Regions from separate parts of the Homo sapiens genome. Here all the other regions are linked to region 1. Evidence: chromatin contacts called from ENCODE Hi-C or POLR2A ChIA-PET data. All regions are on one chromosome and are shown on one strand. Each heading gives the region's core, a stretch centred on a gene start or an enhancer-like site at or near the end of the contact. The rest is flanking DNA. Distances are from core to core; before and after follow the strand shown. Region 1 overlaps EHF (ETS homologous factor). Region 2 overlaps LOC105376626 (a long non-coding RNA gene). Region 3 overlaps LOC105376626 (a long non-coding RNA gene). Region 4 overlaps ABTB2 (ankyrin repeat and BTB domain containing 2). Region 5 has its middle 60 kb from the start of CD44-DT. Region 6 overlaps ABTB2 (ankyrin repeat and BTB domain containing 2). Region 7 overlaps PDHX (pyruvate dehydrogenase complex component X).

Region 1 (4,154 bases), core at 1,099-3,598:
TTGAGATGTTTAGAATCTGTCTGGGGAAGAAAACAGACTAGATTCATATGCATTTACAAATATATATATATATATATAAGCATACATATATATGCTTTTATATATGATAATGGGAGAGGAGTTGCAAGCAAACAAGGTCATGTGATGTGTACTGCTTGTACATGTGCTGAGGCATAAATAAGGAAAGAGTCACCACATTTTATCCAGACATATCTCACAGATTGGATGTAATCATGATGGCATTGATTAGATTTTAAATCAAAGAAGAATCAAGCTAGTTAAAAAGGTTTTTCCCTACATTTTCATTTTCATATCATATCTTAGTATGGGAAAGCACCTTAGAAGTCATCTAGTGACCTTATCTAGTTTAATCTTGTTACAGATGGGGAAACTGAGACCCAGAAAGGTAAAGTGCACACACCTTCCTCATAGCTAGTAGTTGAAAAACTGGGCTTCTGAAGTTCTATTTCCACCATACTGAATGCCTTTACTATACCACATCAAATAATTGCTTCTAAGGTAGTGCCTTAGATTCCCAATTTTCTGGGGTCAGAGACTGCAGGCTTGAGTTTGTAGAGGCTGACAGAGAAACCACCTCCCATAAACAAACATAGGTGACCAGGCAGTAGGATGGCAGAAGCTCTGCAAAGATGCCAGTTCTGTCCTTATTTAAGCATCCAGTTCTGGCTCCATCTGGGCCCTCTCTGACTATCCCAATCTGTCCTTCACAGGCCAGTGCAGTAGTGACCTGTTCCAGTCCACACACAATGTCATTGTCAAGACTGAACAAACTGGTGAGTAGTAGTGGACAAAGGGAGCCAACCTAGCCTGGCAAAGCTCCGGGGAGGACAGTTGGGAGAGGGCAAGAGAGAATGTGGGGGCAAGTTTTTGCAGGAAACACAGGGAGGCCTTTTCCCTGGCTGTCTCTGATGGGCCACCCCCACCATGAATCTCATTCTTGCCCTTGCGACCAGTGACTGCCACCTATTTCCAATTTATAGACTTATGGGGAGCCACACTTCTCTGCCTCCTACTCCTGGTTGTGGCATCATCCAGACCTCAGGCCAGCAGCCAAGGAAAAGCAGAATATATGGTGGGCCTCCCCACCTTAAAAAGTGTCAGGGGAGTGGCCAAGTTTGGAAAGAGAAGAGGAAGGGGCAATGTCTCCTCTTCTCTCCCTCCTCCCTTGATGGGTGTGTGTTTCACAAAAAGGGTGAATATACTAACTTGGTATTGTAGTTAACAAATTTTTAGGGGCCCTGGGGAGCTTCTGCAGAGATGTACAAAGGTACCTGCAACCCAGCTCCTGCCTTAGGTGTGTTTTTATATGAAGGACAAAATGCTGGGCTCTGAGCAGAGTCTACAGTCCCATAGCATCTACATTCATTTTCGTTTCCTTTCCCCTGTCCTAAATCTCTCTCCTGGAGACTGTCCTCCAAAGTCCATGAGCCATCATAAAACTGTGCAGCAACTATTGCTCCTAAGTCACTCCCCATGTTCATGCCTGGGAGCCTGGGAGCCACGTGGGCCAACCAAGCTTTCCATAGACCTCCCTGAGGATGTGTCCCAGTCACCAAGGACAGAATTTGACCTGCAGGTGATTTGTGAGTCACTTGGGGCCAAAATTGGCCCATGCAGTTATTTACCCTTTCATAAGTGGGCTGGCCTACCATTATTAAAGAAAAAAGCAATAGCTGCTAAGCATGCAAATTAGGCTTTGCTAGCCCTGCCTTTCTCTTCAGAGGCCAGGGGATGGGCCATCTGGATGTTCTGTGCTTTACAGGCCTGGCCTTGCCCTAGAGATGGATGCAGGACTTGGTCAGGAGGATGGCACCCCCTCCCCTGCTTGACCTGTCAGATAGCCCCACCGAAGGAGCCAGGGTAATACTGGAGAGGTCCCAAATAACTTGATAATTCCTTCTTGACCATCCAGACATTCTTGTGTTGCCAGTTCAGAAAAGCTGAGTGGAAGGGTGGAGAAGAAGGTCCACCCTAGGAGGAGGGGAGAAGAAGCTCATAGAGGGGCCAACACCCCCATACCTCTTTGGTTCAGTTTGTTTTCAGAGACAACAACAGGTGTACAAGGTGACCCAACAAGGAGAGAGGGTGTAACCCCAAGAGATTGGGCTTGGGGTGTCCAAACATGTAGCTATTAGCTAAAATACCGGCTAAATCCCTATGTCGTAAACACGAGGACTTAGCCAGTAAGTCAGGTTTTGTATCATTTGTGCTATAAAAACAAAATGAAACTCAGTCAGTGGCTTACACCCCGGCCCTAAAACTCAGAACCCAGCAAGGAGGGGAGCTGAGGGTAACCTAGGTCTGCGGTGAGGAGAAAGCAGGAAGTTTCTGGTGAGGACGAGGTGAGAGATCTTACAGCTTTTGGCTAGCCAAGAAACAAAATGCTTCTGTTGGAGACCAGCCCAGATCTGGGGGTTGCGTAGGAGTTGAGCTCCATTTGGGGTAGGTGGAGGGGAGTTCCCTTTGAATCTGAAATCTGAAGAGTCAGTCAAAGTGAGAGGTGTTTACCGCAGCACACAGAAGAAAGAGAAAGAGAGACAGAGTACAAGAGCACTTCTTTTCTGCGATGGGGCAGTGGGGCTTCACTCTTAAAAGGTGTTTGTTTGATTTAGTAACACAGTCCACCCCTTCTCCTTGGTTTTGTTTTGAGAATTTTATGTCATCCTTTAAGCTAATTGGAAAAATCCTAGAGGGAGGGGGCTGTCACCCAACTTGGATGACAAATCTCTGGATTTCAGCAAGGAAGAAACTGTGATAAGATTGACAAGACTCTTCCTGAAAGAAATATCATTAACCCCCCAAGGCCTCATTAATTATTTATTATACATTTAAATAAATTAATCCCTAACAAGGCCTTCCCCCCCACCACACTCTAGGGTAAAAATATTCTGGTGATTATGCAGTAGAATGCAGAACAAAGCCAAGCCAGGTTAGGAAAATTCCCAGGAACCACTTGGTCTAGGACAGGTTCCCATTCTTGCAACTTCTCTCACTTCCCTAAAAATGCAATAGGTACAGAACACATGGATGAGGCCATTTCCCCGAGGATGCTGAAAGGAAAATTAGACAACATTATTATAAAGTAACGCAGCTGAAGCAGAATCATATCCCTTGTCTCTGAGGACCACTCCTCACCCCCCATACTTTGTTGATGAACAATGAATTAGAAAACGCAGCCTCTTCTCCCTGGGGAAAAGAGATCGCTGACTATTCTCCTTCTCTATTTTTTGTAGAGCCTTCCATCATGAACACCTGGAAAGACGAGAACTATTTATATGACACCAACTATGGTAGCACAGTAGGTAACTAACTCCCTGACACTTAAGGCCCTTTACATTCTTATTCAGTTTGTCTAAGAGCCACAGTGTTCTATTGTGAGGTGGGGGGAGGGGGTGCTCTAAATGTCCTTTATCTTTTCATGGCCACAGATTTGTTGGACAGCAAAACTTTCTGCCGGGCTCAGATCTCCATGACAACCACCAGTCACCTTCCTGTTGGTAAGCTGTCATCACATCTGAGGCTGGGTATGCCTAATGCTTAGGGAGAATCAGTGGGAATTACCAACACTCTACATTTCTGCCTTTCTGGAGTCTTTCTAATTAAAGGGCTAGGAAAGGGATGGGGTTACCATTAGACGAGGTTTGCTTTTGAGGCAATATTTGTACATCGAAGATGACCCGTAGGGATCCTCTAGGCAAAATGTTGGTCTCCTACGAAACTAGTCACTCTGTTGTGACAATAAAAGTTGTTTAGGCTTTTCTTTATTTTCAATGAAAACTTACTCTTGCAATATAGCTGCTAAAATTATTCATATTTGGGTATACTTATGGGAAATAAGGCTATATTTAATTTTCAACAAACTACATTTGGCTTTAGAGAAAGAATACCTCATAGTAAAATTCAAAGGTCCGTGAACCTGTAGTGATAGTTTCTGGGTGAAGGGGTAGCCATTGGAAACTTCCAGAATCCCCACAGTTACACTATTTTGTCAGTTTTTAAGTCTAATTCCGATGACTCATCAGTGCTCTCTAATCAGTCAGAGCACCTGCATTTTATGAGTTACGTTCACTTTAGCTGCATTTGGTTAAGCTTGGATGCAACTGGGGCTATCCATGCTCCTTAACCAAGGTTAC
Region 2 (3,981 bases), core at 1,358-3,857, 390 kb after region 1:
CCATTGTCAAAGAGAATGAGAGGAGAATTATTTCTTCTCTACCTTCTGAACAATTGGACATTGCAAGAGAAAACCAAAGAATGAAGTTCATTGGTTTCACATAGCATTCATGATCATCAGTCTCAAAAGATGTCTAACAATCCTACCATTTTTCTCTAGAAATCTAGCCTTTCCAGTTTCAAGGTGACTATTTGTACCCAAAACACATCCTGCTTTCTTCCACTTACCTCTGGGGGCACTTTTCCCCAAACCTCACTAAGAAAATAAAAGTGGCCAGACATGTATCACCTCCATTTCCCTAATACAAAAACAACAAACCTCTCTATGTGGCACTGATCTGCTACTTGCCTCCTGTTGCAAAGCACAAAGTGCTCCTCTTCCCACCAGAGGCTAGCCTCTCTTATCTCCTCCTGTCCTCTCAAAGACTTTGATGTCTTACCGCCTTCTTTCCCTCTGATAGCTATAAATGTTTCCTTTCTACTACAATATTCTCATCAGAATGTAAATATTATGTAATGGTATTTCTCTAAAAAGCAAAACAAAAAGTTTCATCCCTTATTAACTGAACAGTCCTCCACCTGTTCTACTCTTCTTAGCCAAAATTCATAAAAAGCTCCCACATATTCTGTTTCCATGTTTTCTCCCATTTAATCCTCAACTCATTTCAGACTGACTTCCATCTCCACTTCTTAACTGAAATTGCTTTTGTTGGAGTTACCCAGGACCTGGAAATTCAAGAGATACTCTTCTTACTCAACCTTCCTCAAAATGCTTTCTTCTGTTGACTTTTCTCTCACCTAACTGTCTAATCCTGCTCAGTCCCCTAGGCTGTTTCTTCTCATTACCTCAGTATCCTAACAGTAGAGTACCCAAGGTTCAGTGCCGGACAATTTGTCTCCTCTGTCTATACACTCATCTCAAAGATTTAAATGCCATCTGACCACTCTCAAATTCATGTATCCAACCTTGATAGCTGTAATGACATCCTCACTCTAATAATAACAATAGTAAAGAACAACAAAAGTAAGTGATATGCTACATTCCAGGCCTATTTGAAGCACTTTACGTGATTGGATAATAGATACTTATCACATACTTTGAAGTAGATTCATTGTCATCCCCATTTTATAGATGGGAAAATGGAGGTATAAATACATAGTTTTGTATCTTGCAACCTACAATTGATAAGCAGTAGATTGAGAACTAAAATCTATCTACTAGACAGAAATTGTTTTATATATCCTTCCAATATAATCTTATGAGATGTTACTTTAGACAGAAATCTGAAAGCCATCTTCAGGTTCTTTGTTTCCTTTACTTTCGCATGTAATCTATTCAGAATTCCTGGTCCTTTCAGCCTCGCAGTGTATCTTGAATTCAATTGCTTCTTTCCATTTCTCCTGCCATCGCTGAGTCCAGAGTTTTTTGACCTTGGCACTGTTGACACTTTGGGCTGGATAGTTATTTGGTGTGTGTATTTTAGGATATTTAGCAGTATCCCTGGCCTCTACCTAGCTGATGTTGGTAGCATCTGTGATCATCAAAACATCTCCAGACATTGCCAAGTGTCCCCTAGGAACTGAGAATAACTAACCTAGTCTGAGACGTCATTAACTTTTGCCTGAACTACACTAATCTCTTACCTGTCCTCTTGCTTCCACTTTTATTTCTTTTTTTTAATTGTCCACAAAGCAAGCAGCAAATGGAAATAAGATTATGTTATTCCTCTATCTATCTAAAATGCCTTAATACTTTCCTATCAGATTTATTAAAAATGTAGGGAAAATACCGATTTTTACAAAGGCTTTGTGTGATCTGGCCTCTGCCAAACTCAGTCTCATCTTATAGTATCTTCCTTTTTGCTTAACCCATATGGGAGTTCTTTCAGCTCTGGAGTCAGTTGAGCTTTCTACCAACTTGTTCTTCCCTGTGGCAGAAAATCTGTCTCTTCTCCTTCTCCTCAATGTGCATGTGTGCGTGCATGAGTGCGTGCACACACACACACACACACACACACACATTCTACATACTACTTCTACCCCATCCTGCATGTCACAAAACTGGCTCCTTATCATTCTTCAGATCTCAGCTTTAACATCACCTTCATGGAGAGACTTTCTCGGATCACCCAATGCAAGTAAGTTCCCACCTGCCCTCACCCCATTATTCTCCATCATACCCAGTACCCGGTTTCCTTTTTCATACTCTTCATTGTATTTATATATGCATTTGTGCCCATTTGCATGTTTTCCATCTACCATATTAGACTGTAAGTCCCACAGGGCTTGTTCACTGTGGGGTCTCTGACAATTTGCACAGTGCCTGGTGCATAAAGGCAGTAAATCACTCATTGAAGAGGCTGCTAATTGCATGTCACTTAGAGTGGTTGAATAATTTCAAAGATTTCCCAAATCAACACCTGATGATGGAACGCAATCTTGGGAAGAATAATATGAGTAAAGGAGAGGGATTTAGCCATAATCAGGAGTTTAATCAGAGCTGACATGGTTTGTCTTGGAAAAAGGGAAATCCTTGTTGGGCTGCCACTATGCATTCTTGAGCTATGAACTGGCCAGACTTGTTATTTCTGGCTACAGTTATCCACTACTGAGTAAGTCACTGGGTAGCATGGTTTTCCCCCTTTCAGTTGGTGGTTGCAATATGGCGGAACTAACCCCATTATCAGTTCTTCTAGGCTTCACATTCAGGATGTGAGGAAACAGGAATTAAGTATAACTCCCTTGGGGCCATTTCAACAGCTGTGGTTTTTGAGGAAGTTCCTGTCTCCCAGAACCAGCTTCAGGGGAAAAGGAGATGCACAGCAAGAATCATGTTCTGTGACTTTCTCCCTGGAGATAATTCTAGAATCACCCTGATGTGTTTGTGTCTGCATGCGTATGTGCATGAACACGTGTGCAACTAGAAGTGGTCTAGTCATTTCTAAAGCTCAAAGAGTCTTTAGGCAATATTTAGCCCAACCTTCTCATTTTATAGAAGGAAATTGAGGCCGTGAGAAATCTGACTTGCCCAGTGTCACACAACTAGTTGATAGAAAAGCTGGATTTATTGACAAGTAACACTGATGTCTGAAATAAAAAAAGACAGGAAAAAAAAGAAAGAAAAGAAAACTGGATTCAGACAAAAGCCAGGTCTCTTTTGATCACACTTCCATGTCTGGAAGGTCCATTTCAAAACAGCATTTGATTGTTTTTTTCTGGTTAAAGAGGAATACGTAGGGAAGATTCACAGCTGCCATTCTGGGTGTTCTGGGTTCTGTCAAGCCTTGGAAGGATGACTTCCAGCTGCCTTTCTAAGAGGCAGCACTTGGCAGAAGCGATTGTCAGCAAAAGTCGTATATTCTAGGTGAAATCCCAGCCTTGTCCTCTGACCTCAGTTCACCCTTTAGTTTCTTTGGTTTCAGCCATGACTTATCAACCACCAGCCAGCCTGCTTGGGTTCCTCCTCCAGCCTGTCCATTTGTGGTTCCCCCTTAGTCATCTTGCCAACCCCTAGCTTGACTGTAGACCCCTTTACTAGCATAGTTCTTGCTTCTCCTGAACACACATTGGCTATTCCCAATATCTGTAGACCCAACCAACCCAACAGCTCATTGCCTAAAGGCTTACCCATCAGCACAGCACGCCCCTTTGACCACCAAGAGAATACAAAAGCCCAGGCAACTTCCATCCTCTTTGTTGGGCTCCTCTATCCTAGAAACACTGAGAAGCAGCCATCACACAGAGTACAAGGGCATTTCCCATTGCTACAATCTGTTTTCATTTTTCAGAATATTAAAATTTGTGAGCCACCTCAAATCTTTCTTGGAAGAAATAGACACATATTCCTATTTATCAGGGAATAAATAGATGTGACCACAAACAATGTATTTAATGTGACAGAATTTGCCAAAGAAAACCAAATCATGTGAGAAGGATAGACTCTACAGATCAAAACTGGATCCTTTGAGCAAAAAGGAATAGG
Region 3 (3,729 bases), core at 668-3,167, 360 kb after region 1:
TCCAAGTCTACAAAGATGTTTTCAAATACAAGTATTGATGATTTTAAAGTAATTGTACGCAAAGCTGTGATGTTCATGTGTACTCCATTTGGTGGAAGGCAGAAATGCTCACTGATCTTTTGTTATGTACCCCCAAACATGTACGAGATCCGACCAGGAAGCAAGAGAAACTGCTTTTGTTCCCTGCTTCTCCCCCATTGCCCCCAAGGAGCCATCTGATGTGGACTCATTAAAAGGGAGAATATTTATTAGGCTACAGTGCCAAGTCTGCCATCTGTTATTATTGCTCTCAGCTTTTCCACATGGCAGGTGTGGTCACATCAGCCTCAAGCCATTCCTACTTGAGAGGCAGCCTTCTTAGGAAGGGCTGGATTAGGCAGATTAAATTATCTGCCTTAGATCTTAGGGAATATTTCTTTTCCTTTTGATTTAATTGTACAAAGGTTTCTATTCTTTGTTTTCTTCTTGACAGGAGAATGGTAAACTAAAGGGCTGAGATAAGGGTGTGAACCTATGGGATAGAAGCCCAGGAGGCTGTTTAACCTGTTTCTGTTCTTGGCTTAAGCAGTGGTGTGCCGGTAAATGTTTAACAACCAGCTCTTTGGAGAAGAAATGCATATGGATATATAACCAATTATAAGTCTGTTATAAATTTTACTGATTTACAAGGAGTAAAATATATGACTTACTAAGAACTATAGAACATACAATACTCCTTATTGTATGTTATCACGGAATGCTTTACCTGATTTTATAGAACGCTTTTATTTGCAGCCAAACTATGATTGCAGTTGATGAATAAGTAGGTTACTGACCTAAATGTTGGTTGACATTTTCCTTTACACAAAAGAATAAGATAAAAGTTAAAACAACAGTGACACAGAAGTTTACATGTTTGTCCATGAAGAGAGTACTTTCTCTACTGAATCAGATAATTTTCAAATACTGGAATATTTTCTCAAATTTTGTGCTATTCATAGTGTACCAACTACAAACATGACATTTTTAAGTTTAATCTGCATTATTTACATTTTTCTCTATTATTTTCTTAAGTCTAGAGACAATCCACAATAAATCAATCCCTGATTTGTAGTATTTGCTGATTTCGGTGGTATAAATGCTCTGATTTCAAGCTTCCAATGTAATGTTACTGAGTGTAGAATTAGGAAGAGATGCATAGCTCTCCATTATTACATAGTATTTCCACCATTAAAGATACAATAGAGGTAAAAACCTCAAGAACATAGATAATAGTAAATGAATAGGAAGTGGTGAGCTTTGGGTATTTATTATCTTTGCTTCCGGTATAATTTATTGAATCCTAAGCTTATATAATTTAGCTTTCAGTAATAGCTGTGTTTAATAATCAGCTTGCAAAGTTCTTAAAAGTTTAACAATCAGCTCTCACGAGCTGGTACAAGCCAGCTTCAGCACACCACTGGCCTTAGGCATTCCAATGGCAGTGGTGGTGGGGGTCGGGGGAGACATACGCCAATATGCCATGCTTTTTAAAATATGAAACCCAGGGCCCCACTCCTGGAAATGAGTCTAAGGTGAGACATCAGGGTTTGAGGTCGGAGCTCCATTAACAACCTCTCTTTGCCAGGTCTTGTTCTCTGCTCATCTCCTTTGGGACCTCATGGGGTAGAGGGTGGAATGGGGGTTTGAGGTGGGAAAGAGTTCATGTGCTCTAGATCCTGGGGCTCAGCCACTTTTTTCACTACTGCTAACTTGGGGTACTGGCCCAGCCCCCTTGACATCCTGCGGATATCTTGCTATCCTACGGAAGTGGAAATCAACCCAATTTCTCAGTTCCTAACCAGAAATTAGACTCCTAGAGACCACTGAGAAAGCAGAACTGAATATGAAAGGCTGTGGGCTAGTTAGTTGGGACCATGAAATCTTTTGCTGGGGCTGGCTGCTGACTCATGGGGGAACTTTTCTGTCTCAGTAGCCCACATGCTCAAATATCGTTGTTAAGTAAAGCTTAAGGGCAAAGCGTGATGGCCTCTTGTGTTGGTGTAAAGCTTACTCAACAAATGAAAAAGAATGGTGGCCTCCATCATTTTTTGAAATTAGTCCATGAAAACCTGAACTTAGAACACATGAAATAAGGAATGATGTTATTTTTTAAAAGGGCTTTTGCTTTACAAAAAGACTCACAGTTACTTAGAAAATGCCCCTCAGGTAATTTTAAATGGTGCTTACAAAATCCTCATTTATATATATATATATATTTGCAGAAATACATATATTACATTAAACCTATATTCATTGAACAGTACCCAGAGTCTCTTGCATTATCACTGTAAAACGGAAATGTGACCCTAATTGAGGGGACCTGAGGAGATTGCATACTAGCATAAGGGTATGTTCAGGACAGTAAACACAAGAACTTCTTTTCTTCTCTTTTGCTAGGCTGAGAGTCAACTGTGGGCATCGTGACTGAGCAAGTAATTTTGAAACTATTTGGTAGTCTCTGTAACACCTCCTGGACAATAAAGTCACTAATGAAAATTGAGGTGTCTTAGCTTGAGTGAAAGTGTTAAAGCTTTTTCAAATGCCTGAAAAAACCATCATAAAACATACATGTGAGGGAAAAGACAGTGGGTTGTCATGGAACAGGAAAGCCATGAAATCAGATAAAGCAAAAGTACCATGCACTTAGAAAATTCTGTTATTATTTATTAGTTAAATTGGCCCAGAATTCCTTGTGGAAAAATTAAAAGGCTAATGTCCACAGGAAAAGAAAAAAAAAAAGAATTGTTCAGGGATTATTAGGAATCCAGTTGTTTTCCTGAGCAGTTTCCAAATCCTGCAGATACAAACAATAATAAGAGATGATTAGGGCATTACTTGAGCTTTTTTTTTTTTTTTAAAGAGTAAAGACATTTCCACTTGAAAGCTTCCATAAGTTCTGTGAATGCATGATTTCAAAGACAGAATGTCTAACTTGATTTCACAGACTCTTCTTGGCCATGGTAAACAGGTTAGAAACAGGCATGTGATTTGTTTTATTAATTTGCCACTGCCTCATATCTGCGCTTAGACAATTTGTACCTTTGTATTTTAGTGTCTCCAACTTGGAAATGTGTAATATTCTGTACAGTAACGTTTTCATGGAATACAGGGAACCAGTGGATCTTTTGACTTCTTGTACCATGTCTCCCACCTCTTCCCCTACTCCCTGTACTTGACATGTCACATGTGGGGTCTGCTGACCTGTGTCTCTGCCTCTGCACTTACTGTTGTCCCATCTCCAACTGCCATTTACACTTCCCTGTACCATCTGGATCCCTCATTTTATGACCCTAGGCAAAGAGATCCTGTTCCAGGAAGGCTTCTAGGATGATTAGTACCCTTTCACCTTCTGCAGACCAGAATATGCAACAAGCACAGCGATCTTGGAGAGCTTGGAGAAGGTCATGGCTCTAAGTGTCCTGGAGAGGTAGACTGGCTTCAGGAATTGGTGATAAGCCTGAACTAGTTTTCCGGTGCTCTGTGTGCTATTGCTGGGGCCAAGAAGCAATATTAGATGAAGCAAACGGGGACACAGAATCTTACTTTTAGGAAAGTAGCATGAATTTTGTCCTTTCATACATGATACAATGCTATATTACGATTCCTCGCTGTAGCTCGGAATTGGTAGCTCCTCTACTTTAAGGTAAAGCTAAAATTTCTTAGCCCGAGGAACAAAATCCTTCATGATCTGGCCATGACTCTTTAATT
Region 4 (3,808 bases), core at 1,153-3,652, 480 kb before region 1:
GGACGCTTCTCTAGAAAAGCTCCTCAGCAAACAAGTCTACTGTGAGAGGCATTTAGGGAAGGAAATTAGGAGCACAGGCTTGGAGGCCGTATGGACCTGGGTTCAAATCTGGGCACGGTAAAGTGCTAGCTGAGTATCTGTGGGCAAGCTACTGTTCCCCTCTGACCCTCAGCTTCTTCATCTGTAAGATGGGCATGATTGCCTCTTCCCTGCACTTGTCATGAGGACTAAGATAATGCACATAAAGAGGAAGGGCTCACAGCACCTGCACCCAGGAAGGGCTCCATGTGGTGTCAATTACAGGAACAGAGGAAAGAACGGGCCCACTTCTGCCCCTCAGTCCCCAAGTATCCCAAAGAGTTAGATGTGTGGGCTCTCCTGCCCCAGTCCCAATGTGTGTCTCCTCTGTGTAGCAGACCAGCAGCTGCAGGAGACGTTTCCAGACAGCAGCCAAAGTCTACAATAGATCTGTTCCCATACTCAGGCTTGGCCTTTGCAGAGGACACCCTTAGAACAGCTCAAATGTGCTGCAGCCCCTGCTCTCTGACCCCCGCCCAGCCATCTGGGGAAGAAGCGAGCAGAGGGGAGCCGCTGGGGGCAGGTCATGGATGCCGGGGCCCTCCCTCCTCCCTGGTTCATACTTGAGCTGCCGAGGTTCACAGTCCAGACCAGGCAGCAGCAGCCGGGCTGCCTGCCGGATGTCGCCGCTGTCCACGGTGAGGCTGCGGCGGTGCTCTGCGTAGGTGATGGCCACGCGCATCCACTCCATGAGGGGCGGCAGCAGCATGAAGGGCCTGTGGGGCAGCAGAGAGAGGGTCAGGCCTGGGGTGGGGTCCCTGCAGGGCAGCAGAGAGAGGGTCAGGCCTGGGAGGGTGCTTCTTGTGGGGCAGCAGAGAGAGGGTCAGTCCTAGGGTGGGGGGCTCCCTGCTGGGCAGCAGAGGGTCAGGCCTAGAGAGAGTGCTCCCTGAAGGGCAGCAGGGGACCCCTTAAGCACACACATGCTCACAAGTGGCAACCAAGGCTGATCACCCCTTGCAAGGGACCTGCTCTTTCTGCTCACAGAGACCCCGACTACCTGCAATGCACAGAAGGAATTTCCATCATGGGCCATTAGCAGAACCTGAGGGCCCTCAGGTGGCCCAGGGAAGGAGCAGTTCCCCAGTGTGTGGAATTGGGGACCTTTCCCCCTCCAAAGAGTTCAGTCAGGGTCGCCAAGTGTTCTTCTATGCAGAGGGGAGAGGCTGCACAGCTAAGAGTCTCACAGACCCAGGTCCAAACCCAGGGCTGCCACCAGCAGGGTCAGGTCACCATCCCCTCCGACAAGCACACTCGAGTCTGGTTCTCCATCTGTAGCACACGTGTGATACCTCCTTATGGAGGCTGTCATGAGGCCAAATGGGATGATGCATATTAGGCTGTTGTACAACATTAATGACCACTCCTTCCTCATCTGGCACCTAGACTGAGGTGGGCTGACACCACTTCGTGTGCCAGGCCAGGTTGCCCCCAGTTTGGTGCTCAGAAAAGAGTAGTGGCCTCGGCCGGGCTCGGTGGCTCACGCCTGTAACCTCAGCACTTTGGGCGGCCAAGGTGGGTGGATCACGAGGTCAGGAGATCGAGATCATCCCGGCTAACACAGTCTCTGTTAAAAAATACAAAAAATAAGCCGGGCTTGGTGGCGGGCGCCTGTAGTCCCAGCTACTCTGGAGGCTGAGGCAGGAGAATGGCGTGAACCCGGGAGGCGGAGCTTGCAGTGAGCTGAGATCGCGCCACTGCCCTCCAGCCTGGGCGACAGGGCGAGACTCCGTCTCAAAAAAAAAAAAAAAAAAAAAAAAAAGAAAGAAAAAGAGTAGCGGCTTCAAGTCCCACAGGGAGGAATGGTCCTAGCGGGTCCGAGTATCACTAAGAGCCCACAAAAGCAGGGAAAGGCGGCGGCAGGCTTAGAGCTGCAAACTCCCGGGGCGCCGCTCATGAGGCCCGCTCTGTGCCACCAGGGGACGCCATGTGCACAGCCTGTGCTGGGCCCTGACTGCGGCTCAGGCCGCGCCCGCCCCTGCCCTCGGCGAGCGGCTCAGATTCAGCTGGGGGGCGGGGACGCGTTTCTGTCCTCTGCCAGCTCTGGCAAGGCTCCGTGTTGGAGCCCCCTCAGGAGACCACTTCGCCGTCCAACAGACCTCCCCGCCACCGAGGGGCCCGGATGGCAGCCTGTGGCTTCATGACTTCGTGGGACACCCACCTGCTCTGCCCAGAATGGACGGAGCTCTTTCCCTGCTCCATCACAGGAACAAGGCAGCCCTGGAGCCCTGTCCCTCACTCATGCTGTTCTCTCTGATGACAGCCCAAAAGTCAGCCTCCCGGCTCCTGCCTGTTCCCAGCCCTTCCCGATGCCACTCTTGTCCTTCCTTACAAATTAAGCCAGGGAGCGGGCAGGCAGCCAGGGGCAGGCGGCCAGGCCTCCAGCCACCCCAACTCCCTCGGGGCTCTTGGAGCGTCCCGCCTGTGCGGTCACTGTGGTCTCTCCCCTTGACATGCAGCTAAGTGCTCCCGCCAGGGAAAAGATGTCCATTCTCTCTCCTTGGCTAGGAAGTAAGCCACCTCCAGGGAGTCAGCCTGGGCTGCCCTCGGAACCCCTATCTCAGGTCTCCAAAAGCTCGGGTCATCTCCAGAGTTCTAAAAGTTTCTTCTCTCCTTGAGGGCAAAGAATGCTTTTATTTTAAAAAGTGGCAAACAAATATAAATGCTCCTTGACTTAGGATGGGGTTACATACCAATAAACCCATAGTAAGTTGAAAATATCCTAAGCGAAAACGCATTGAATACACCTCACCTACTGAATAGCCTACCTTAAACATGCTCAGAACACCTACATTAGCCTACAGTTAGGCAAGATTATATAAGCCAAAACCTGTTTTATAATAATGTTGAACATCAGTGTAACTTACTGAATACTGTATGAAAGTGAAACAGAATTGTTGTGTGGGTACTCGAAGTAGTTTCTACTAAATGCATATCGCTTTCACACCACTGTAAAGCTGAAAAATTGTAAGTTGCACCATCATAAGTTAGGGATTTTCTGTAATCAGAAGTGATCTTAAAGGTCTTTCCTTTGGGAAGGTATTCTGATGTTCTGGTTCTGTCATTTCCAATATTCCTGGGTTTGAACCACTTAACTGGTCCACTGAGCATACCAATCTGTATGAAGGGGAGGGCCACAGGCCAGTAAAGCCTCACTATCTCTGGCCCTCAAGGACTCCCAGAACCTCACCTCACCCTATCTCCTGCCGTGACTCACCCCTGTTACCAGGACACACCACCAGCACTCATGGACCTCAGGCCCACCCTGCCTGCTCCCATCTATGCATGAGAACGAACAGCTCTCACCCCTGCTTGTCTAGATCCTATTTATCCTTCAAGACTCCATTCCAATGCCACCTGCTTCAGAAGCCTTCCCAGATTCTCTCTCCCCACCCCCCCAAAAAAAAGGGGGGCTGGGTGCGGTGGCTCACGCCTGTAATCCCAGCACTTTGGTAGGCTGAGGCAGGTGGATCACAAGGTCAGGAGTTCGAGACCAGCCTGCCCAATATGGTGAAACCCCGTCTCTACTAAAAATACAAAAGTTAGCCGGGCGTGGTGGTACTCACCTGTAGTTCCGGCTACTCAGGAGGCTGAGGCATAAGTATCGCTTAAACCTGGGAGGCAGAGATCGCAATGAGCCGAGATCATGCCACTGCACTCCAGCCAGGGTGACAGAGTGAGACTCCGTCTCAAAAAAAAAAAAAAAAAAAAAAAGAGAAAGAAATATCTTCCT
Region 5 (3,763 bases), core at 482-2,981, 430 kb after region 1:
CAGCACTGGTGGGTAGTTTCATGGACTTATTATGCAAAGGAAATCATATCAGCAGTGATGAGCAGTTGAAGATTTCTCAGGTAGAAGTACAAAGATGAGACAGAGTCAGTCCAAAGCATTGGCAACTAAGTCTCAAAGTAAGGTAGCATTTGTGGAAATAAAGGGGGTAGTGGATCCTAGCTATAGTGTGGAAACAAGTAGAAGTTGGCTTATTGAGTGTGCTCATCAGCAAGTCATGCAGGGACCTCAGAAGCTGGTAGAGGGAAGAGAAGAAAGCTTGGAACTGCCAAGCCCAAGATGAGGGTGCCAAGGCTGTAAAATAGGACTGGTCTCTGATGGAGTCATAGAGAGGCCATCAGCATCACATTAAGTAAACAATACGTGGCTCCTTGAGCTAATAGGCCAGCATCTATAACTAAGTGGAAACTTTTTGGCAAGAAAGGCAAGATCCCAGGCTCTTCTAGAACAGAGGTTAACAAACTTTGGCCTTTGGGCCAAACATAGCCCGTGACCTGTCACAGCTTTACTTGTTGATAAATAATGCTGTACAGAAGCACATGTCTGTTCACATGTTACAATGACAGAATTGAGGAGTTGTGACAGATACTGCAGGGTTTGCAAAGCCAAAAATATACTCTATCTAGCCCTTTGCAGAAAATGTTTGGCAACCTCTGTCCTAGAAGATGGTGAGGCTTGGAGGCAGTATTGTGTTTCCAAGTGATATGTTTATCATGGACTGAGGGAAACCACTGAAAAGAAGGAAATGGCAAGGTTTAGGCAGGATGTCAAGACCGTATCTGAATAGTCTAGAGTCCAAGACCCCAGGTGTAGGCAGAAACCAAAGCAAAAGATCTCTCCTATTGATTGGACAAACATGGGGAGGATTAAGGCAAGAATGAGGCTCATTAGGCTTGTGAAATCCAAGCGCACCTTATAATAGATATAGACAATTCCAAAGCAAGGACAGCAAGTCCAGTTTCAATGATTGGCTGATGGGTTTCAGCCAATGGTCAGTTTGAAATGCTCAGTGCTGAGTGGGGCTGGGAAGGCAGAGACTGCCCCGGGAGTAAGGAACTATTAAGTCCAAATAACCTGGATCTTTCTGCTAGACAATAAGAGGATGGCGCTATCCTCTCTACTTCCTGTTCAATATAGTAGCTCATCACACTCATCAACAAAAGGAATGCAATGGAAATTAAAATATCTCCCAGATATGGTTGTCAGATTTAGCAAATAAAAATACAGAACACCTAGTTAAATTTGAATTTCAGATACACAAAGAAAAAAATTTAATGTAAGTTTGTCTGAAATATTGCATTGGACATAATTATACTAAAATTATTTATTATTTGAAATTCTAATTTCAGTGAGAGTCCCGCATTTTGTCTGGCAACACAATTCCCCGGAAACTGGCCACCTTTGTGATAAATTATGATTAACAAAACAATGTTTTAACTTCTGGGGCAGTAAGAAATTTCTAGACCTCTGGTCCTTTTTGTTTCTCCCTCTGTCTACATACTTCCTTTCCCACCTCCTTTTATCTCCTCTCTATCACTTCCATTTCAAGGCTTGTCCAGGAGGGAGGACCAGTCACATCTGTCAATACTTCCAAGAATTATCATATGGCTTTAACTCTCATTGATTAAACCAGAGAAAGGCTGGAAACAGAGAAAGAAGAAGTCAACCTTCTTAAAGTGACTCACAGGAAGGAAACCTGGTGGACGGACAGTTTGACGATTGGTTTCTGACTCACTGGAGATTTCTTTGCTAGAGATATGCATCATTAATTTGGTATCAACAAACCATTGACATTTCCCGGGCAGTACACAGAATGCTGTCGTGGTAAAAACAGGTTTAGATTAACTGCTGGGCACTTCCTGGTTCCAAACATTAAATTAAAATGGAGATTTTTGGGTTTCATGGAAATCTCTGAGATAAAAAGCAGAAGACTCTGTGAGAACCACGCTCACAGTTTTCAGGCATCACCCCAGCACTATATTCTGTGAAGATGTTCTTGGGAAAGGTTCAAGAGAAGTCAAATCTGTGTAACTTGCTGTATGCTGTGGTCACAGTGGATAAACCTCACCTGCAGTGAAGAGGATGTGGGCAAAGATTATGCTCAGTGATGACTTTAGAAGCTTGGGCAATATGTAAAAAACACTTACAAAACATTAAACTGATGGGATTTTCATTATTCTTCCCTACCAATCATTCTCTAGTGACCTTTCCACCACTGTGACAGTATTGGAGGCACCCATGAGGATCTCCCTCTGAGAAAGAACTTGCTGTTCAGCTGCAAGGAGTGCAGTTAGTTTGCAGCCCCCAGCTGTTTGCACCTTAGCATTGTCTCATCTTTGAAGCTCAGGCCATCCTCTTCTTGGGCAGCCCCCAGAGAAGGGCTGAGCACAGAGGGGTTGCTATGGCTTGGCCATTTCTTTCAACATGGGGCTCCTCAAATGAGCAATATTTGTTTTCGAAATGCCCATGAAGTGAGCCAAAACTTTGTCAGGTCTGCACTGAGCTCTGAGGCTCATGCAGTCCAATCCTGTTTCCTCCCCATTTTGTCTTCATTTCCCAATGCAATTGATTCAATGATTGTGTCCCCTAAAATTCATATGTGGAAATCCTAACCTCCAAGGTGATGGTATGAGCAGGTGGGGACTTTGGGTGACAATTAGGTCATGAGTGTACAGCCCTCGTGAATGGGATCAGTGCCTTTATAAAAAAGAACCCCAGAGAGCTCTCTCACTCTTTCCACCATGGGAGGATACAATGAGAAGTTGGAATCTGCAACCCAGAAGAGGGCCCTGACCATAACCCAACCATGTTGGCACCCTGATCTTAGACTTCCACCTCCAGAACTGTGAAAAATAAACTTCTGTTGTTTCAGCCACCCAGTCTGTGATACTTTGTTACAGCAGCCAGAACTAACACACCCAAGAAACCTCTTGCTTTCCTAATTCTGCCTTCTTGGCCACTTCCCTGAGAGCACATCTGACACACTATCATGGCTTCAAGGAAGCAGGCAGAATGGGTGCCATTTTAACAAAAGAAAATAAATTTTATGGGGAAAGTTCTTACCAGAAAGGAAGGGGACAAAAGGTTAAGTTCAGTCCTTCCTGCCCAAGAGAGATTGTGAATGAGAAAGAAATAGAGGCAGAGTGTGACCTTCAAATATTAGGGTCTTGCCTCCACTCTTCCTTGGGGTCAAGCCTTGTTGGGGGCGGGCTATAGAAGCATTTAGAAAGGTATTAGGAACCTAAGAACATTGGGCAAGTGACATACTTTCCCACACATGGCCTGGAGGAGGCTGAAAGCACCTAGGAGAAGCCTCGTATTTGTCTTGGCACCATGTCTAACATGGCTTGAATGAGATAGTGCAGCATTAGCAGACAGAGGAACCTTCATAGACAGCAATGTGATGTTTCCCTATGTTTCTACAGGCCCCGGTAAAGGTCAGGGAAATTCAAGGGAGATTGCTGAAAATGTAGAGGCCTGAGGTTGGGAAGTGGAAGCCACTGAGATCAAGGACTTTGATTTCTAGGGACAATGACATTGTCAGTGTTCCACAGCTATGAATGCCATTGCATGCCAATGGAGGGCCTAAACCAGGATCACCTCAGGGGAACTAGCATAGGACCTGATTCCCACATGCATAGTCACATGGTAATGCCACTCCCACCAACCACAGAAACAGGTGCTAACGTTGGGGAACTTAAGGATGCTGGAAGAGACCAAGAGTCCCTGATTGTGTAAGTCTGGT
Region 6 (3,791 bases), core at 1,270-3,769, 420 kb before region 1:
TCTCCTGCCTCAGCCTCCCAAGTAGCTGGGATTACAGGCGCATGCCACCATGCCCAGCTAATTTTTTGTATTTTTAGTAGAGATGGGGTGAGCCCCGCACCCGGCCGATAGTGTGTATTCTTGATATGATGAGTATGACACTTTACCTCTGTGGACTTCCCCGCAAAAAACCCTATAACCCCACACTAGTCATGAGAAAAACTTTAGACTGAAAGATATTCTGTAAAATATCTGATCAGCTCTCCTCTAAACTGTCAAGCTCACCAAGAACAAAGAAAGTCTTGTCACAGCCAAGAAGAATCTAAGGACATATAACAACTAAATATGGCATGGGTTCCTGAGACAGAAAAAGGACATTAGGTAAAAACTAAGGAAATCCTAAAGAAGTATGAACTTTAGTTAATAATGTTAATAGGGGAAACGGTGTGGGGTATCTGGAAACTTTCTGTAATACTCTTGCGACTTTCATGTAAATCTAAAATTGTTCTTATGCTGGGAGTGGTGGCTCATGCCTGTAATCCCAGCACTTGGGGAGGCCTAGGTGGGTGGATCATTTGAGGTCAGGAGTTCAAGACCAGCCTGGCCAACATGGTGAAACCCCATCTCTACTAAAAATACAAAAAATTAGCAGGGCATAGTGGTGCACGCCTGTAGCGCCAGCTACTTGGGAGGCAGAGGCATGAGAAGCACTTGAACCTGGGAAGCGGAGGCTGCAGTGAGCTGAGATCGCGCCACTGCACTCCAGCCTGGGCAATAGAGGGAGACTCTGTCTCAAAAAAAAAAAAAAAAATTGTTCTTAAATGAGACATTTAAATCCTAGAGAAAAGGAATATCCCAGAAGCACCATCACGAGGCCTAACCTAATCCCCAGCAAGGGACCTCTCGAGACCTTCTGAAGCCCCACCACAATCTGTAGCCTTCTCTCACAGACCACTTAGTATCTACTCATTTACATATCCATTTGTTTGCAAAGTATTTATCGAGCCCTTGGCCTTGGGTGCAGGGTGGTGGTTGGTCAGGGGGCATGGTGGCTCCCACTTGTAATCTCAGAACTTTGGGAGACCAAGGTGGGAGGATCACTGAGACCAGTTTGGGCAACATAGTGGGACTCTGTCTCTTAAAAAAAAATACATAATAATAAATAAAATTAGCCAGGCGTAATGGTCCCAGCTTCTTGGGAAGCTGAGGTGGGAGGATCTCTTGAGCCTGTGAGGTCAGGGCTGCAGTGAGCCATAATCACACCACTGCACTCCAGCCTGGGTGACAGAAGGAGACTCTGTCTCAAAAAACCCCCTAACCTCCCCCCAAAACCCCAAATGCCCCGCAAAACATATACTACCCCCTCCATCATGCTGGGAGCCACTGAAGGGAGACACCCTGTCATAGTGGTTTGGTCCTCCAGTGGCTAGGGAGGTAGCTGTTTGCTAAGTGAATGTTAAGTCCATCCCAGTCGCTTCCTGCTAACAGTCCACCACGGGAAGTTAGGCATTTAATAATGAGGACACAATTAGGACACCTGGGCTTGGTGCATGAGGATTTTTCTTTTTATTTTTTTGAAGACAAAGCAAAACAAAAAAACAACCCTTTCTTTTTGAGACAGGGTCTTGCTCTATTACCCAGGCAGAAGGGAAATGGCATGATCATGGCTCACTGCAGCTTTTTTTTTTTTTGAGACAGAGCCTCCTTGTTGCCCAGGCTGAAGTGCAGTGGTGTGACCTTGGCTCACTGCAGCCTCCGCCTCCCAGGTCACTGCAGCGTTAAACTCCTGGGCTCAAGCAATCCTCCTGCCTCAGCCTCCCAATTAGCTGGGACCACAGGGGTACACCACCACACCCAGCTAAGTTTCTAAAAATGTTTTGTAGAGACAAGGTCTCACCATGTTGCTCAGGCTGGTCTTGAAATCCTGGGCTCAAGCAATCTGCCTTGGCCTTGCAAAGTGCTGGGATTATAGGCATGAACCACTGTACCTGGCCCACCTTTTTTTTTTTTATTATAAAGGTAATTATGATTATTTTTTAAAAATCAGAAAGGAATAATGAATAAAGTTTCTTTTAATACTACCTCCCAGAGATAACTATTATTAATATATTATAATTTTTCTTCAAATAGGCTTTTAGTACAAATAGTACATGTACAAATACATGTACTAACCTATCAATTTTTTAAAATCACAAACCGAATTTGAGAAACAGGAACATAATGAAATTATTTTTCACCTAATGCTGAATCCTGTATTTTGTGGACATCTTTTCAGGTCAGTGTGTTTGGATATATATTTCTTTTTAAGACCTACACAGTTTCCAGGGTCATCGCTCCCTCAAATTTGAATTGTCAGCTTGATCCCTCTCAGAAGACTAGAGAAACCATACATCCCAGGGCACCTGAAGCAGGGCCAAGCTGGGCTGCAGGTATTTTCCACAGTGCTCTGGCAAGGCCTTCTCCGTGGCTCAGTTAGGGGGTTTCCCTTCTCCCCTCCCCTCCCCTGTTGGGGTGGGGGCAAGGGTAAGAGCGTCTCCCTGGAGGAGGTGCCTAAAGCAGGCTGTGAGTCACTCAGATGAGCTTCCGGGTGAAGTCATGCTGAGAAGCTATTTGCAGACACCTTACTCAAGGAGGCCTAAGGAAAGCATGGGGGGATGCCATCTCAAGCGAGAAATGGAGAACTTTTAGATTCTCCCCTCCCTGGCCTTTCTAGAGCAGAGGCTGTAACCGGAATATCAGAGACACAGTAAATTACCTGGGATTTCCCCATCAGGGAGATTCCTGGGTTACTCTCACTGATAACAAGACTAACTACTCACACCCAGGGTCCCAGGGTGAGGCTGGGCAAGGGAGGCACCAGGGCTGGTTCCACTGCTCAGAGGAGAAATGCAATTCTCTCCTGTGCCTCAAAGTCCAGCATTGTGAGAACACCTCGGATGCCAGCTCTGGCTCCGCCTCTCACAAAACCTAGGTAAAGTGCTTTGTGCGGAATCTTTTCCTTATGAAAAGGCAGGGCTACCAGGCAGTGCCAAGCCCTGGGACAGTCAGGTAACTAATTGCCTATTGCGACTCCCAGCTTACAGGGTAATGCTACCTGCTCCTGCTTAACCTCAGAGACTGGGAATCCCAGTTCTGCCACAGAAGAGGGCCCTTTTAGTTTCCCTGAAGCACTTATACAGAGATTATTGTGTTTATTTTATTTATTTATTTATTTATTTTTGAGACAGAGTCTCGCTCCTTCGCCCAGGCTGGAGTGCAGTGGCGCTATCTTGGCTCACTGCAAGCTCTGCCTCCTGGGTTCACGCCATTCTCCTGCCTCAGCCTCCCAAGTAGCTAGGACTATAGGCGCCCGCCACGGCGCCTGGCTAATTTTTTTTTTGTATTTTTAGTAGAGATGGGGTTTCACCGTGTTAGCCAGGATGGTCTCGATCTCCTGACCTTGTGATCCGCCTGCCTTAGCCACCCAAAGTGCTGGGATTACAGGCGTGAGCCACCGTGCCCGGCCGAGATTATTGTGTTTATTAATTTGCTTACTTGCTCAGTATCTGGTGCCCCTACTCCCTCTAAAATGCAAGCTCTGCATAGCAGGGATTGCCTGAAAAATGTCAGCCACATAGATGCTCAAGACATTTCTAGAAAAGAAATGAATGCCATCAGCCAAATATCTGACCATGACCCGGGGTAAGTACTTAACCTCTAGACCTCAGTTTCTTCATCTGTAAAGCGGATATGGTTTCTTCTCTGTAGTGGTTATGAACATATCGCATAAAGCACTAAACCCAATGCCTGACACATAGCAAGAGTTCAATAAA
Region 7 (3,743 bases), core at 685-3,184, 340 kb after region 1:
GCATACCCATAAATACTGAGTTTACTTGGAATTTTAGAGGTAGATATAATTAAAGGTGAACCTACTAGAATCAATATTTTTAGGTCTTTCTTCCCTCCTCTTTGAAAAGATTTGCAGAAAGTGTTTGATCGATAAAAATGCAATTGTTAATTGAAAAATGAGGCTGCACATGGTGGCTCATGCCCGTAATCCCAACACTTTGGGAGGCTGAGGCAGGCAGATCACTTGAGGTCAGGAATTTGAGACCAGCCTGGCCAACATGGCGAAACCCCATTTCTACTAAAAATACAAAAATTAGCTGGGCATGGTGGCACACACCTATTATCTGAACTATTCGCGTGACGGAGGCATGAGAATTGCTTGAACCTGGGAGGCAGAGGTTGCAGTGAGCTGAGATTGTGCCATTTGCACTGCAGCCTGGATGACAGAGCAAGACACTGTATCTCAAAAAAAAAAAAAAAAAAAGAAAGGTAGCGTTTATTTGGTCAGTTCAAAAGTCAAAGTAATAGAGATTGGTTTACTGAGATATAGTATGTTCCTTGTGTTTATCAAGGGTTTTCAGCGACAATGAGAATATTTGTGTCTGTGTTTTTGTGAAGGTTAAATGAGATTAAGTGTTGAAACAACCTGTAAAATATAAAGTACTATTATAATGTTATGGAACTTTATTGTAGAGCTAGAATTTCCTTATTTTTATATACATTAAATTTTAAAAATTAACCATTATAGGAAGATTTCCTTGATTCTGAGCAATTTACCAAATTTACTGCTATAATACATAAGTCGTAAGTAGTTATGTTAGCTTTCTCTATTCCTTGCATCCTGAAGACTCTAAGTTTAAGAGGTAAGAACGCAGTCTCACCAGCCTCTCAGTTGGGCCTCACAGCAATGGGAAGGGCAGTCATACCACTTTGGAGTGTAGTGGTCTCTGGCGGGCCTTGGGCATTTCCTGTAACCCCCAACAGGGACTCAGGGTTTGCTGAGCTATGGCTGCCCGTTAGCTTCTCATTCTACCTGCTTCTCTTTCCCACCCTGCTCTCTTCACTCTTGTTCTTACGCTATGCCAGGCACTGGGCTAAGTGCTTCATTTAATCCTATTAACCCAGTACAATTGGAACCTTAACTTCTCCATGAAATTGAGGAGATTCAGTTTTAGCAACTTTGATAAATTTGCCCAAGGCAATACAGCTAGAAAGCAGTGGCAATGAGGACTAGTTAACCCAGGCAGTTTGATTCTAGAGCCACTGCTTAATGAGCTTTCTATTATACCACCTCTCTCCTTGCTTTTACTGTTTACCTTTCTTTTTTCCTGTCTAATCATTCACTTCTTTACCTCCCCTTTGTCTTTTTCTCCCGCAAAGTTACCAGAAAGGAGGGTTTGGTTTGGTCCTCAAGTAGTACTTTCTTGTATGAAGTACTCTTGCTGGGCAGGTCTGTCATGCCAGGCCAGTGTGTCACATGGTACAGAGCATAACAACCTGATGAATATAATCACCTTTGGTTGTACTCGGAAAAAATAAGGGGACATTGAAGCACACTGAGGCCTCTCATGAGAAACAGGCACCTTGCATGGCCTATTTAACATAATAGTTCTGTAGTTTACAGGAGAGAGAGAGAGCAAAAGAGAAAGAAAGTTTATGTGTGTGTGTGTATGTGTAAGAGAGAGAGATCTGAGCTCCTGCAAAATTAGTTTTTTGTTGAAGTGGTTTATCTTGTAAGCATGATTATCTTAAAAACTTAAATGTTGGATTGTTTAAACGGTGGCTTAAAAACTAAATATTTTAGATAGGCTCTATAGAGATATGTTCATTTAGCTGCTGTGGATGAATAGGCATTAAAAATAAGTATGCACCAAGTAGAAACCCTGAGTGTGTGTGTGTGTGTGTGTATGTGTGTGTGTGTTCTTCACGTCCAATATAGATTTTGACTCAATTCCAAGTTAAGCAAGATTATATTGAATTCAGCTTTACTGTGCAAAAAACAGCATCTGCCTGAGTGTCCACGTATAGTAGTGAGTCACCTTTGGTAATAAATGCATTTTCTGTCCTGTGCTTTAATGTGGTTATATTTTACCGCATCCCCCAAAAAGGGTAGACAGTAAATGTTACATTTATGGAATAGTAGTGCCATTTTATACAGTTTGAGTCTCGTCAGTATTTCTACATCAAGCTTTGTACTATGGCTTATTTAAAAAGTAGAATGTTTATGTATTTAAACAGATAAAATTTAGAATGATTTTAATTCCAGGGTAAAATCTGCTCCGACCAGAGAGAAAAAACTAATTCATATATGAATATAGTATTTGTAATCCTCTTGTTTAAAGACATGCAAGTTCTAGAAGTATTTGTACTGCTTAATGTTTTAACAACTCTAACAATAATAGCAGCGGGCATACTTTGTACCAGTTTTTGCTGTAAGCCTTTTATATATATTAATCCTCTTTAAAACCACCCTATCAAGTACAAGATAATAATTTGATATGGTTGATGAAGCAACTGATGGGAAAAAAGAGAGGTTAAATAATTTGCCCCAAATCTTATTAAGTGATGTAGCCAGCATCTGAACCCAATCAGACTGTAGACTAGAGCCTCCTCCCAACCACTCAGCTTTGCTGCTTCCCACATACTAGTTACATAACTACTGTATGACTATAGAGGTCAGGTTATCAGCCTTCTAGAATCAGTAATGTTTTCTGTCAAAAAAAAAAAAAAAAGAAACTTGAGAAGCAGCTCCTGGATTTTCAGAAATTAACAAGAAGAATAGCTAAGGACTCAACAGTTATACCAAATGCACCATAATTAGTTGATTCACCAGGTAGAAGAAAAGGAGTACAATCATTGGTTTTCTGTGTCTGTAAGACCAATCTTTTGGTTTGGAATTTGAAATATTGGAGTTCTCTCTTATCCAAGGTTTCACTTTGTGTGGTTTCAGTTACCCGTGGTCAACCACAGTTGAAAATAGATGAGTACTGTACAAGCTATTTTGAGAGAGACCACATTCACATGATTTTTAGAGTTATAATTGTTCTGTTTTATTATTAGTTATTGTTAATCTCTTACCATGCTTAATTTTTAAATTAAACTTTATCATAATTGTGTATGAGTAGGAAAAAATAGTACAGTCATGCATCACAGCAGGGATACATTCTGAGAAATGCATGGTTAGGCGATTTTGTCATTGTGTGAACACCATAGAGTGTGCTTACACAAACCTAGATGGGATAGCCTGCTACACGCCTAGGCTTTGTATGGTACAAACCTGCAGTACAGCCTATTACTGTACTGAATAGTATAAGGAAATAGTGATACAATGGTACGTATTTGTGTGATAGGAATTTTTCAGCTCCATTTTAATCTTATGGGACCACTGTCATATATTTATGTCTTTGTCTTAAGTGTCCTTATGCGGCACATGACTGCATGTATAGAGTTCAGTACTATCTGCCATTTCAGGCACCTACTGTGGGTCTTTGAAGTATCCCCTGCAGATAAGGGGGGACTACTGTATGCAACTGGGAGAAAAAAAGGGTTAAGAAAGAAGAGACCTGAGTCAAACGGGAGAGTACTCTGCCAAAGAAGCAGTGAAGATTCCCCGAGGAATGTGAGGTTGTGGTCTTAGCAAGTAGGCAGTGGATAAGAGAACCTGCAGCAAAGAAACCAAGGCTCTCTACCTGGTGAGGCAGGAGTAGTCTTTTTGAAAAGACTGTGGGATCATGGACAGGTTGAGCTCTGGATTCTCACTAA

What was found. Hi-C counts contacts between places; a loop is a spot of excess contacts on that map. ChIA-PET counts read pairs that join two places held with the same protein, here RNA polymerase II (POLR2A). Pooled maps may share reads with other maps.
Region 2: a map of CD14-positive monocyte shows a loop between it and region 1 (4-fold over the local background). The contact joins two enhancer-like sites. A Hi-C loop is called at or near these places in 1 of 168 maps with a recorded cell type or tissue (CD14-positive monocyte), 1 of 37 single-sample maps with no recorded cell type and 6 of 50 pooled maps. POLR2A ChIA-PET finds 5 or more read pairs at or near these places in 1 of 52 experiments (T-cell).
Region 3: a loop to region 1 is called in a map with no recorded cell type, with 11 times the contacts of the local background. The contact joins two enhancer-like sites. A Hi-C loop is called at or near these places in 6 of 37 single-sample maps with no recorded cell type and 11 of 50 pooled maps. POLR2A ChIA-PET finds 5 or more read pairs at or near these places in 1 of 52 experiments (activated CD4-positive, alpha-beta T cell).
Region 4: a loop to region 1 is called in a pooled map, with 2.8 times the contacts of the local background. The contact joins two enhancer-like sites. A Hi-C loop is called at or near these places in 2 of 50 pooled maps. POLR2A ChIA-PET finds 5 or more read pairs at or near these places in 2 of 52 experiments (HepG2 and PC-3).
Region 5: a loop to region 1 is called in a map of natural killer cell, with 5 times the contacts of the local background. The contact joins two enhancer-like sites. A Hi-C loop is called at or near these places in 1 of 168 maps with a recorded cell type or tissue (natural killer cell), 2 of 37 single-sample maps with no recorded cell type and 10 of 50 pooled maps.
Region 6: a pooled map shows a loop between it and region 1 (11-fold over the local background). The contact joins two enhancer-like sites. A Hi-C loop is called at or near these places in 1 of 168 maps with a recorded cell type or tissue (naive thymus-derived CD4-positive, alpha-beta T cell), 8 of 37 single-sample maps with no recorded cell type and 13 of 50 pooled maps.
Region 7: a pooled map shows a loop between it and region 1 (2.8-fold over the local background). The contact joins two enhancer-like sites. A Hi-C loop is called at or near these places in 4 of 50 pooled maps. POLR2A ChIA-PET finds 5 or more read pairs at or near these places in 2 of 52 experiments (PC-9 and activated T-cell).

What each region holds. Positions count from the first base shown.
Region 1 is chr11:34,648,288-34,652,441 of GRCh38, forward strand. EHF (ETS homologous factor) reads left to right here. Exons shown (of 9, transcript NM_012153.6): 4 at 732-794; 5 at 3,255-3,323; 6 at 3,450-3,518. Among named protein-coding and RNA genes, the nearest start is that of EHF, 29 kb to the left of the region's middle. RefSeq lists an enhancer at 2,357-2,606. Within about 2 kb of position 2,349, at least 10 of the 41 ENCODE cell types and tissues checked have a DNase peak (open chromatin) inside an H3K27ac peak, as active enhancers do; they include natural killer cell, where a contact is called at or near this core.
Region 2 is chr11:35,033,429-35,037,409 of GRCh38, forward strand. The region is part of intron 2 of LOC105376626 (a long non-coding RNA gene); the gene reads right to left. Among named protein-coding and RNA genes, the nearest start is that of MIR1343, 94 kb to the left of the region's middle. RefSeq lists an enhancer at 2,981-3,050. Within about 2 kb of position 2,608, at least 5 of the 41 ENCODE cell types and tissues checked have a DNase peak (open chromatin) inside an H3K27ac peak, as active enhancers do.
Region 3 is chr11:35,005,039-35,008,767 of GRCh38, forward strand. LOC105376626 (a long non-coding RNA gene) reads right to left here. Exons shown (of 4, transcript XR_001748180.2): 4 at 2,665-3,729. Among named protein-coding and RNA genes, the nearest start is that of MIR1343, 65 kb to the left of the region's middle. Within about 2 kb of position 1,918, at least 8 of the 41 ENCODE cell types and tissues checked have a DNase peak (open chromatin) inside an H3K27ac peak, as active enhancers do.
Region 4 is chr11:34,172,514-34,176,321 of GRCh38, forward strand. ABTB2 (ankyrin repeat and BTB domain containing 2) reads right to left here. Exons shown (of 17, transcript NM_145804.3): 4 at 642-794. Among named protein-coding and RNA genes, the nearest start is that of NAT10, 69 kb to the left of the region's middle. RefSeq lists enhancers at 1,070-1,992, 1,993-2,913. Within about 2 kb of position 2,403, at least 7 of the 41 ENCODE cell types and tissues checked have a DNase peak (open chromatin) inside an H3K27ac peak, as active enhancers do.
Region 5 is chr11:35,076,105-35,079,867 of GRCh38, forward strand. No RefSeq gene overlaps it. Among named protein-coding and RNA genes, the nearest start is that of CD44-DT, 60 kb to the right of the region's middle. RefSeq lists an enhancer at 1,990-2,039. Within about 2 kb of position 1,732, at least 12 of the 41 ENCODE cell types and tissues checked have a DNase peak (open chromatin) inside an H3K27ac peak, as active enhancers do; they include natural killer cell, where a contact is called at or near this core.
Region 6 is chr11:34,231,677-34,235,467 of GRCh38, forward strand. The region is part of intron 1 of ABTB2 (ankyrin repeat and BTB domain containing 2); the gene reads right to left. Among named protein-coding and RNA genes, the nearest start is that of ABTB2, 120 kb to the right of the region's middle. RefSeq lists enhancers at 2,325-2,849, 2,526-2,855. Within about 2 kb of position 2,520, at least 13 of the 41 ENCODE cell types and tissues checked have a DNase peak (open chromatin) inside an H3K27ac peak, as active enhancers do.
Region 7 is chr11:34,985,862-34,989,604 of GRCh38, forward strand. The region is part of intron 9 of PDHX (pyruvate dehydrogenase complex component X); the gene reads left to right. Among named protein-coding and RNA genes, the nearest start is that of MIR1343, 46 kb to the left of the region's middle. Within about 2 kb of position 1,935, at least 4 of the 41 ENCODE cell types and tissues checked have a DNase peak (open chromatin) inside an H3K27ac peak, as active enhancers do.